Regions from separate parts of the Homo sapiens genome. Here regions 1, 3 and 4 are each linked to region 2. The links are chromatin contacts, found by Hi-C or POLR2A ChIA-PET in ENCODE. All regions are on one chromosome and are shown on one strand. Each heading gives the region's core, a stretch centred on a gene start or an enhancer-like site at or near the end of the contact. The rest is flanking DNA. Distances are from core to core; before and after follow the strand shown.

The links. Hi-C counts contacts between places; a loop is a spot of excess contacts on that map. ChIA-PET counts read pairs that join two places held with the same protein, here RNA polymerase II (POLR2A). Pooled maps may share reads with other maps.
Region 1: a map of naive thymus-derived CD4-positive, alpha-beta T cell shows a loop between it and region 2 (11-fold over the local background). The contact joins the promoter of CNOT3 here to the promoter of ETFB in region 2. A Hi-C loop is called at or near these places in 1 of 168 maps with a recorded cell type or tissue (naive thymus-derived CD4-positive, alpha-beta T cell), 2 of 37 single-sample maps with no recorded cell type and 13 of 50 pooled maps. POLR2A ChIA-PET finds 5 or more read pairs at or near these places in 1 of 52 experiments (Caco-2).
Region 3: a loop to region 2 is called in a map of CD8-positive, alpha-beta T cell, with 22 times the contacts of the local background. The contact joins the promoter of MYADM here to the promoter of ETFB in region 2. A Hi-C loop is called at or near these places in 4 of 168 maps with a recorded cell type or tissue (B cell, CD8-positive, alpha-beta T cell, chondrocyte and 1 more), 4 of 37 single-sample maps with no recorded cell type and 17 of 50 pooled maps.
Region 4: a map of ascending aorta shows a loop between it and region 2 (3-fold over the local background). The contact joins the promoter of RPS9 here to the promoter of ETFB in region 2. A Hi-C loop is called at or near these places in 2 of 168 maps with a recorded cell type or tissue (ascending aorta and gastrocnemius medialis), 2 of 37 single-sample maps with no recorded cell type and 12 of 50 pooled maps. POLR2A ChIA-PET finds 5 or more read pairs at or near these places in 1 of 52 experiments (GM12878).

The regions. Positions count from the first base shown.
Region 1 is chr19:54,136,477-54,139,176 of GRCh38, reverse strand. CNOT3 (CCR4-NOT transcription complex subunit 3) reads right to left here and starts at 1,415. Exons shown (of 18, transcript NM_014516.4): 1 at 1,184-1,415.
Region 2 is chr19:51,364,938-51,367,637 of GRCh38, reverse strand. ETFB (electron transfer flavoprotein subunit beta) reads left to right here and starts at 1,250. Exons shown (of 6, transcript NM_001985.3): 1 at 1,250-1,368. The coding sequence starts at 1,312. It overlaps CLDND2 (claudin domain containing 2), which reads left to right. Exons shown (of 4, transcript NM_152353.3): 3 at 62-181; 4 at 423-540. The coding sequence ends at 496. RefSeq lists silencers at 1-134, 405-454 and an enhancer at 684-1,643.
Region 3 is chr19:53,866,619-53,869,318 of GRCh38, reverse strand. It overlaps MYADM (myeloid associated differentiation marker), which reads right to left and starts at 1,436. Exons shown (of 3, transcript NM_138373.5): 1 at 1,376-1,436. It overlaps MYADM-AS1 (MYADM antisense RNA 1), which reads left to right and starts at 212. Exons shown (of 3, transcript NR_184033.1): 1 at 212-410. RefSeq lists enhancers at 1-546, 1,656-2,631.
Region 4 is chr19:54,199,509-54,202,208 of GRCh38, reverse strand. It overlaps RPS9 (ribosomal protein S9), which reads right to left and starts at 1,351. Exons shown (of 5, transcript NM_001013.4): 1 at 1,321-1,351; 2 at 928-1,049; 3 at 600-722. The coding sequence starts at 1,024. RefSeq lists a silencer at 1,038-1,531 and an enhancer at 1,294-1,963.

The DNA.
Region 1 (2,700 bases), core at 166-2,665, 2.8 Mb before region 2:
GAGAGCTCACCCCGGGGTGGGTGGCCGCCCTGCACTGAGAGGCAGGGACTGCTCAGAAAGAGGGGCTGGTGCTGCCCGCAGTGGGAGCTCACTAACATGGACAGCGTGGCGGCTTAGTGTCTTTCACCAGGCACCTGAGCGCCAGGGGATCCCAGCAGCCCCCAGCAACAAGACCACAGTGGTCCTGATATCACTGGGAGACGCCCACACCCAGAAGGTCGGAGAGTCACGATGCAGGGGAGTTCAAGGCTGCAAAGCCAGGGGCAGACGCCAGGATCAAAGAAGTGTGAGAGCTGAGACCAGACGTGGGCCACACTGAGGACGGTCCTGTACCCCAGGTGGGGGAAAGCCAAACTCCCCCAAAAAGGCAGGCGCCCAGTGCAGCGGGATGGCGAGGCTGGAGCCACCCAGGGCGCTACTCGCTATGAGAGGGAAGAGCTGCAGACTACAGAGGTGGAAACTTCGGCAAAGGCTCCAACTAACGGGGAGTTTCTCCTCCACTCCTCTCCCAAGAGGCTCCCATCCGATACAGACGGGCAGCTGGAACCTGAGATCCAGGGGAGGCTGCGCTCCCGGGAGCAGTGAGGAGGGATGCGGAGGGCGGCCTCGGTCCTGGGAAGGGTGACTCCCCCACCCAGCTGGGGTCCTCGTCCCGACCACCACCCCCCCTCCCCGCCACCGTCGAGGGAGAAGCCCCGGCGCGGAGGCTGCCCCACAACGCGAAGGACCGAGGCCGAGGGGGGCAGGCACCTGAGCCCCGAGAGGGCGGGCACCTGGGACCAGGGGCGCCTCCATCCTTCCAGCCAGGAGCCAATACCGACGCGGAGAGGGGCGGGCACCTCGCGCCCGGGAGGCTTCGCACCCTCACACCCCTACCGGGGGGCCCGACGCGATGCCACGCGGGGAGGCGGCGGCGGGCGGGGCCCGGGGTCCGGGTCGCGGAAGGACCCCCGGGAGGCGCTGAGGAACGTGAAAGAGGCGCAGGAACGGGAGGGCGAGAGGGAGGGAGCCGCCCCCCGCCGGGAGCCCCGCGCTGCAGAGGCGGCGGCAGGGGGCAGGCGAGGGGAGGCCATGTCGCGACAGACGGCGGTGTCGCCAGGGCGGGAGGCGGCGGGGAGGGCGGCCGATGGCGCCGGGGGGAGGAAGGGAAGGGGTCCGGCCCAGTCGAGCCTGACGCTCTCACCACAGGAGCTGGCGCCGCCGCTGAGGAGCGTATCGCGACAGGCGGGGGAGGCGAGCGCCCGCCGCCTTTTTCTCGCGCCCCGGGCCCGGGCGCTATCGCGATAGCGGCGCGAAGCGGAAGTGGGGTTGGGGGAGTGGGCCCGGGGTTGTTCTGACGACGGGGGTCGGGGCTCAAGGGAGGCCGCGGCGTCTGCCGATGGCTCCGCGGAAGCTGACCGGGCCCGGTCCAAGATGGCGGCGGCGGAGGAGGCCTCCCCTCCTCTCTTCTCGTCTCTGGCGCCGACCCGCCCCCGAGTCCCGAATATAGGCCAGTCATTGCTCCCGCTGAACGTCGCTCCTGACCCTTGGAGGCTTTCTATTGGTTCCTGGCAGGGATGCGCCCTGCCCCCTTTCGCGGATTGGGTGATCGCTCCAAGGCGCGGCGTTCGATTGGCCTCCCGCGCAGGCTGCTAGGATTGGCTCAGGTTTTCCTCCCCGCTCCTCCTCCTCCTCCCGCCTCAGGGCACAACACGCCAGCGCGAGGACCCGAACGTCAATCAAGAGACCTGTGTCGTGCTGATTGGATGTATCCGCCCCCCTCTCTTAAAACAATTGGTCTGGGGGAGGAGCTACGACAGTCCAGGGGCGGGAAGTCGTCCGTCAAGTTTAGAGCTCTTTTTAATTGGTTGCGGGGGCATATTCTGCCTTGAAGTCATTGGTTGGTCCTGGAAGTGGGTGGGGAAAGCGGAGGAAGGCATGGAGTGTGGGCGTTAGGGGCCGCGTACCTAATGGGAGACAGACAGGTGCCTTTAAAGCGGGGGCCGAGCCGAAGTCATCTGCCAATCAAAACAGCCACAGGGCCAAGTGGGAGGAGCTGGGCAAGAAAGTCCACCCCTTTTTCTTCGTTGGCCCTAAAAGTTATCATTCATGCTAGTTGGACCAATAGCGTGGCGAGTGGGCGGTAGCTGCTCGTAGAGCGTGTGAAAGAGGGTGTATGTAGCTGGCAGAAGTGGGACTTGGTCGCAACCGTTGCGTCCCGGCCAGGTAAGCAGCTTCCCTCTCAGCTGCCTCGTCTTTCTCCAAGTGCCTCTATGTTGGCACATCTCTGAAATTCATTATTTGCTGAGTGAAAGAAGAAAGGGACCAGAGACACTGCTTTAAGTCTCTGGCACCGTGCATAGCAGAATTGGTTGGGAAGCGTGAGGCATGGAGTTTTTGTCCTGCCCCTGCCTGGTTAGGCGACCAGATGGTGGGACAGTCATTCTCCTCTGCGTCTCCGCTTCCTTAGTGTGTTGAGGACGCTGCAGAAGGTACAGAGGAGACGGGTGGCTCCCTAATGCCTGCTCGTTTCAGGTCTCAGCTCTGTTGTCTTCTTGGAGAGAAAACTTCCCTGACCTCCCTCCCGGGCGGAGCGCTCCTGCGCGCCTTGTTCGTTAGGATTTATTTTTGTACGTCTACCGTCATTTTCGTAATTATTCGGTTTCCCTGTCTGGATTTTGCATCTCCAGCACTTAGCACGCAGGAAGTAGTCAGTAACCA
Region 2 (2,700 bases), core at 1-2,500:
TGGCCTGGGTGCAGCCCCCACCAGGCCCAGCTAGCTCATCTTGCGGCTGGGCGGGGCCCAGGACTGCTGCTGCTGACCGCCTTGATAGGCTACACCGTGAAGAATGCGTGGAAGAACAACGTCTTCTTCTCTTGGTCCTATTTTTCTGGGTGGCTGGCCTTACCCTTCTCAATTCTCGCGGGTAAACTGGACAGCGGGAAGAGGGTGGAGGAGACTGCCCAGAAGACCCTCACCCCAGAGGCTCCCCAGCTGCCCTCCCAGGAAACCCCGGGGACCTCTCGGGGACTCCCCAACACACTAACGACTCCCGCAGACCCGGCAGAGACCCCCTTGGAGCCCCAAACCCCAGTCCCCGGGGCCCTCCCGGCCATCCGCCCCAGGGCCCACCTTCCTCTCCCTGCTCCGCACCCCCGTCCCCCCAGGCTTCTGCTTTCTGCTGGCAGACATGATCATGCAGAGCACCGACGCCATCAGTGGATTCCCCGTGTGTCTGTGACTGCAGCCTGCCTGGGGCAGAATAAAGGAACGGCTTTTTTTAGCGCTGCGGCTCCGCGTGCTTTTCTGCGGGTCGTGGGGACGCAGGCACGGGGTTGCATAGAGGCTCAGGGAAGACATAAGGACATGAACTCATAGGGAACGTGGAGACAGGGAGACACAGACATGGAGACACAAGTCTCCATGGATTGGGATGGGAACAGGGACATGTGGGAGGGGCGGGGCCAGGAGGGGACGTGGGCCTTTGGAGAGGGTGTGGAGAGGCTGTGGGGACGACATGGAGGTGAAGTAGAGACACGGACAGGGGAGGATACGGATATGGAAGGGACAGGGAACACGGGGATGGAGAGAGTGGAGAGACCGACGCGCGAGGATTCAGAGGCGTGGGAATACGAGTACCGCGACTTGGAGAGGCCGGGAAGAAGTGGGGGATCTGGAGAGGGAGAGCAGATCCGGGGATACCGGGAAGTGTTTATAGGACCGGGAGGATCTATAAACTCCGGGCGCGCTTCCCTCCAGTGCACGACCTTTCCCCTAGTTCTCTGCCCTGCCCTCTCCGCCAGGCCTTTCCTTCTCTCTCCAGGTCCCGCTCGCTCCCCGAGATCCGCTTCCCATTGGTTTGCATTGCTTGCCACACCTCCCTTCCTTCCGGCCTCTCGATTGGTCCTCTGTCGGGGAGGCGGGCTCTGCAGCGGTTGACTGGCTGACCGTGCTGCGCGCAGGCGCAGAGAGGGGCGCGGGGGGCGGGGGTGGTGGGGCTTCTGGACTGAGCCGCTGAGGGTGCGGGCTGACCCTGTAAGTGGCTGCGGCGGGAAGATGGCGGAGCTGCGCGTGCTCGTAGCTGTCAAGAGGGTCATCGACTACGCCGTGAAGGTGATCGGGCCCCCCTCTCCCACATCCCTGAGTCCCGCAGCCGTGTGCTTCCGGGGCCACGAGCGCACACTGGGTGGGGGTCTTCTCGTAACCCCCGACCTCTGCCGCTTTAACCCCCAAACGTCAAAGTCACCTGAGGGCAAAAATCCAAGAGTGAAGTTCTAACATCCGATCCCTCCGGGGTCACGGCCATGTTCTCTTTTCCCTCGTTCTGGATTCACTCTCTTGATAACTGTTCAGAGTGAGTTGCTTTCTCTATTTCTTACCCACTGGAAGAAGTCACGGTCCCTGTTTAATGCACGGAGAAACTGAGGCACAGAGAGGTCACCCAGCTAGAGAAGGGCAGAGCCGAGAGTTCTATCCAGGTTCCTCTGACTGCTTTCACCCACTAGGCTGCATTACTTACCATTGTACTCTTATATTACCCGAAATGTGCTATAGAGGGAGTCAGACAGGGTCCTGTGGGGCCCCAGAAGCTGCTTTCCACCCTCCATAGCCACAGGGTGAGCCAGGAGGCTCTAGCTAGGGAGAGAGAAGTGTGTTTGCTAGAGATGAAAGTTCAAGGAGCCAACCTGACTGAGCTGGGGGTAGCTCACATTCTCCATGAAAGAGGTGGGGGAGGGTGCTCTCAGCGCCTGGCTTGTTGTCCCCAGAGGGAAGCTGGTGTGGACAGAGGTGAATCAGACACGGTCTCTCAGGCCCGTTTCTCTCAATGCTTGGCCTGAACTGGACTGAAGATGGTGACTGTCTGTCCATGTCTGTCCTTCCCATCAGCCTGGGGACTTACCTCCGTGTCCCCAGCATTACCTAGCGCAGGGCCTGGCACCCTGGAGGCCTCAGGGTGGGCAAAACCAGGGTCACAAAGTTGACACTGATACTGCCCCTGCCTGCTTAGGGAGTGGGCTGGGGAAGAGGGTACAGGAGCCAGACTTGAGCATGAAAGTGTCAGTGATGATAGCAGCCAGCATTTAGCGGGTACTTACGTGGCAGGCATCGTTCCAAGTCCTTTGCAGAGATTAACCCATTCAGTCCTTTCAGTACCCTTTGTATTATTTATTATTTATTTTTATTTTTTGAGACGGAGTTTTGCTCTTTTTGCCCAGGCTGGAGTGCAATGGCGCAGTCTTGGCTCACTGCAACCTCAGCCTCCCGAGTTCAAGCAATTCTCCTACCTCAGCCTCCCAGGTAGCTGGGATTACAGGCATGTGCCACCACACCTGGCTAATTTTTTGTATTTTTAGTAGAGATGGGGTTTCACCATGTTGGTCAGGCTGGTCTCAAACTCCAGACCTCAGGTGATCCACCCGCCTGCCTCGGCCCCCCAAAGTGCTG
Region 3 (2,700 bases), core at 187-2,686, 2.5 Mb before region 2:
GGGGGGTGGGGACCCCGACTCTCAGGGTTGGAGGCCTGCATTTCTGGATCCCTATAAACATGGGCTGAGAGCCCCCCCAAGAGCATCTCTAAGACCGGAGTGGGCAGGGACCCGGGCCTCTGAGGGGCTCAGGCTCCAGGCCGGAAACTGCACGCGGTGCTGGCGTCAGGCCCGAGGCCCAGCTACGCCTCCCACGGCCTCCCTAATCGCCATTCGGGGCTTGCGGGAGCACCTGGGAGGCTCCACCCGGAGCCAGACACTGCCTGCCCCCACGCCCCTCCAGGACCCTCGAAGGAGAAGGAAATCGGGACTGGCCCAGCGTCCCGTGCTCTAGAAGGCGGGCTACTGCCCCGTCCCAAGCAGGGGAGGAGGACGAGCGAGGGCGTCACTCATTCTGTCCCCCGCGGAAGGTGGGCTAGCCGCGGAGGGGGGCGCGCAGGGGAGGGGGGCGCGCCGAGGGGAGGGGAGGGGAGGGGTCCACCCCGCCCTTAGGGCCTCCAGCCATCGCCCGAGATCAGAGCTCAGGAATGCGCAGCCAGACCCTGGAGGGTGAGGAAACACCCCTCCGGGATTCCTCGCAGCGCACCCGACTCTCCGGGCCACACCCAGCCCCTCAGTGTCCTCCCTCGTCCACTCCAGACGCCACACCCATCGCTCACGCTGAGAATCGGGCCCCGGAACCCCAGCTTCGGCTCTCGGCACCCAGAGGTGCGGGACGCAGCCCTGTCTTCTCCTCCTTTCCCAGCTCCTTCTGCACTTCGGAAGCACGGGGCTGGATCTTAACACCCCCCTCCCTCGGCCTTTCAGGAGCCCAAAGTTCCGATTCTGTCTGTCCCCTGGATGGGGAGGGGTCAGTAATTCTGAATTCCTTCCATTCTCATTCCCAAACCCAGGACACCTAACCCTAAGCGCTTCCCCTCCTAAAGGACCTCCACGTACCAGATTCCAGCCTCCAACTAGGGCACCTACGAGTCCCCATCTCTCTACTCCCGCAGACCCAGCCCCTCCTCCCTCAGACTCAGGAGTCCAGGCCCAGCTCCTCCTCCCTCAGACCCAGGAGTCCAGGCCCTCAGCCCCTCCTCCCTCGGACCCAGGAGTCCAGACCCCCCAGCCCCTCCTGCCTCGGACCCGGGAGTCCAGACCCCCAGCCCCTCCTCCCTCAGACCCCGGAGTCCAGGTCCCCTTCCCCACTCTTCCAGACGTATGACCTCCACAGTCCAGGTCCTCAGCCCTCTCCTCTGCAGAACCCCAAGAATCCTGGCCCAGCCCCAGTCTTTCTAGGGACCCAGACATTCTGAGACCCAGCCCATTCCTCTCTCTGGCCATAAAGACCCTAGACTGTTGCTTATGCCCTCTGGGGTCCCCACAACCTCACCTCAGGCAGCCAGTGGCGACTGCGGCTGAAGCAAAGACGACAGCGGCAGCTGGAAGGGTCTGAGGGCTGGGTGGGGTTGGAGGGCTGGGGAGCCAGCGCGGGCGGGACGGGGGCGGGGCCGGGGCGGGGCGCAGCTCCGGCTAGGGCGGTGGACAGGGACTTCCCCGAGTCTGGGCTATCCCAGCCCCGCCCCGAGGCGGGGCCAAGAGCAGACCACGCCCCCCAGAGTAAAAGTAGCGTGGAGCTCCCGCCCCACCCCAGTGAGCAGGGTGGAGGGCTGAGGTCACGGTTGCCGTGGTGACAAAACAGGAAGACACAACAGCTGGCGGCGTGGAGACTCCTGGGGGCTGCCCTCCTCGACACAGCCCTAGAGGAGTCTCCCGGGTAGGCCAGGGAAGACCGTTACCATAGAAACCCCGCATGTTTAGGGTTTGTTTAGTGCAGAGCCCCCCAGCTCAGGTCCCCGCCCCCGTCTCACCTCACTCCTTTCTTCCGCTCCCTTCCTACCCCCTCCTTCCTGGTCTGTTCCGCCCCCACCCCTTCCTTGCCGGATGAAACCTTAGACACCTGGGTCGCAGCGGATTGGGGGACCAGGCCCCTCAGTTCAATGGGGGGGCTAGGATCTCTGTCTCTTGGAGCCCTGAGGGAGAGCAGAATTGAGAGCAGTATTCCTGGGCTTTAGGTGGTTCTGGGCTACGATCCCTGACTGATGGGTCTCCCCAAGAAACAGAGGCTAGATTCCTGTATTTAAGGACTTGAAGGGGCGGCAAAATGCTCCCCTAGTACCCACTGGCACCGGGCGCCGCAGGGTAAGGGACTCGGGCTGGACGCAGGTCTCAGATATCACAGTGGATAGGGGTGGGGTGTGTTGGGGGCAAAATTCCTGGGAGCTAGCGCGGTAGCAGTTGGGGGCCCGGATTCCTGGGCTCCACAGGATGCCTAGGCTGAGGCCCAGATTCTTGGCTCAAAAGAACAATCAGGCCTGGGCGCGGTGGCTCACGCCTGTAATCCCAGCATTTCGGGAGGCTGAGGAGGGAGGATCCCTTGAGCCCAGGAGTTCGAGACCAGCCTGGGCAACATAAGGAGACTCTGCTCTATTAAAAATAAATCATCATGATCATCATAATAGAACCATTAAAGCTCAGACTCGGGTTTTCCGAGCAGGTGTTGCAAGCCTAGCCGCCTGGGTCTGGAAGGCAGCGATATTTTTGGCCTACATTCCTGACTCCTGGATGGAGGGAGGGACTCAGAATTTTAATGAGGATGGGGCTGGGGCTGGGGCTTGGGGCTCTGGATTCACGGATCCTGCAAGAGGGGAAGGGATC
Region 4 (2,700 bases), core at 102-2,601, 2.8 Mb before region 2:
CGTCTCAAAAGTAAAATTAGCCAGGTGTGGTGGCGTGCGCCTGTCTGTAGTCCCAGCTACTTGGGAGGCTAAGATAGGAGAATTGTTTGAACCCAGGAGGCGGGGGTTGCAGTAAGCCGAAATGGCGCCACGGCACTCCAGCCTGGGCAACAGAGCAAGACTCCGTCTCAAAAGACTAAATAAAACGAGAAAACTTAATTAAAAAAACAATAAACCAAGCAAATGTGCAAACCCTGTTATCACCATCACTTAGCCCAGAAATTCCACTTCATAGTCTACTCTCATCCACTAGCAAACAGGCCACATAAACAGAATATAAAGATATAGACGGGTGCCCAGGTGTGCCAGGCCTATCTTTAGCTCTGGTCATTACTAAACTGAAGGTCCAATAACTGGGCAAAAAAGCCACACACCTAAGAAACAGGGCAAAGACTGATCCAGATACACTTTTCCTACTCCACAAGTGCCACTAAAAGTTAGAAGGCTGGTTCCATTTATCCAATGACACAACTCTCATCACTGGAACAGAGGCAACAGAAGGGAGAATGAACCTCACAAGCCCTGCACCCCATCCCTCTGCTGTGGACTCCCATACGCACCTTCGAACAGACGCCGTGGGTCCTTCTCATCAAGCGTCAGCAGTTCCCGGGCGGCCTTGCGGATCTTGGCCAGGGTAAATTTGACCCTCCAGACCTCACGTTTGTTCCGGAGCCCATACTCGCCTGGTGGGGAGAAGGGGGTGGACAAGTGTAGTCCCACGTACTGGCACAACAACTAGACTGGCAGCTTTGGAATCACAAAACCTTCCTAAACCACGAATAGTACCAAATTTAGGGGACGGACTAGATAGAGTACATGGGCACCTTCATCCACGTGCTAACCGCCTCCCGGAAGCCGAACCACTTCCCGGAAGCCTTGGCCACTCACCGATCAGCTTCAGCTCTTGGTCGAGACGAGATTTCTCGAAGGGTCTCCGCGGGGTCACATAAGTTTTGCGACAAACCCAGCTCCGGGCCACTGGCATGTTGGCTCCGCTTCCCCGTCTGCGCCTGCGCGGGAGAGAAGTGTGAGCGTAAGGGATCCAAACGGCGCCTGCGCAGTCCCACAACTACGCCAAAACCTCGCGGAGCCCAGATCCGATCTCGCGAGAATAACCTCCAACGCTCTCATAGTCAGTATCTGCCCCCACAACCGTGCTGCACTCCCGTTCAACCACCCTGCTCTGTTTCCTAACGTCTTTAGCTTACTCATGGAAACTCGGAAGGCCCGGGCCACCATCCAACCCAAACCCTAGAGAAAAAGCACACCACCGCACCTCACCTAAGCAAACCACCCGGTCACTGAGAAAGAGGCGCGGAAGCGCCACGGCTGCGCTCTTATAGTAACGCCGGCGTCTCGTGACGTTTTCACGCACCACGCACGTCAGAGCCAATCAGAAGAGGCGTTGGCTGGCTGAGAAGCAGTGGAGACGTGAGGCTGGGCTAGAGCGGCGTGCTAACCTGGGAGGACTAGGTTTTTTCCGGCCAGGGAGTGGAAACCTGAGAAGTAGGGAGAACCTTCCTTCTCCGCCCCTGGACGGTGGTTTTTCTTTTTCTTTCTGAGACAGGGTCTCGCTCCGTCGCCCAGGCTGGAGTGCAGTGGCGTGATTTCGGCTCACTGAGGCCCCGACCAACCTCTCGGGCTCGAGCGATCCTCCCACCTCCTCCCCAGTAGCTGGGATTACAGGCACACGCCACGACGCCCGGGTAGCATTTTTTTTTTTTAACAGTCGGCGTCTTGCCATGTTGCCCAGGCTGGTCTTGAACTCCCGGCCTCGAGAGAGCCTCCCGCCGTGGCCCCCCCAAAGTGCTGGGATTACAGGCGTGAGCCACCGCGCCCAGCCGAGATTATTTCTGTCACTAACAATAATGTGGCATTCTGGAACGCTATGTGCCACATACTGTTCTAAGAATTTTAAATGTATTTACTCAATCTTCAATACATACTTACAGAGCACTCTCAGAGAAGTTGCCCCCCCACCCATGGTACTATTATTATCAATAGCCACTTAAGGGGTATTAGTACTATTATCAGTAATTTATTTTATTTTTGAGACGGAGTTTTTCGCTCTCGTCACCCAGGCTGGAGTGCAGTGGTGCGATCTCGGCTCACTGCAACCTCCGCTTCCCGGGTTCAATCGATTCTCGTGCCTCAGCCTCCCGAGAAGCTGGGACTACAGGCGCCCACCACCATGCCCGGCTAATTTTTAAATTTTTAGTAGAGACGGGGTTTTGAACTCCTGGTCTCCAACGCCTGACCTCAAGTGATCCACCCGCCTCAGCCTCCCAAAGTGCTAAGATTACAGGTGTGAGCCACCGCGCCTGACCTAGAGTTCTCTTTTTATATATAGTCTGGTTATTGTCTGTCTGTACACCCATCTCTCCACTCCGAATGCGATGGTCTGTCTCCACAGCTCGTGTTCTTCAGTTGTCTTCCCTACGCTGCTGCCTCGGCAGTCACTATCTCCTCAGGAAGCAGTCCCACCCGCCCCTTTCTCTTCCACGGCATCCACACCATCCGGATGCCTGGATTCAAATGCCACGTCACCACTTGCCAGCTGCAGTGCCTTCGACAAGTTTCTCAATCACTCTGTGCCTCAGCGTCCTCCTCTGTAAAACGGCGAATGATGGTAGCGCCTACCTCATAAGCTTGTGAGGATTA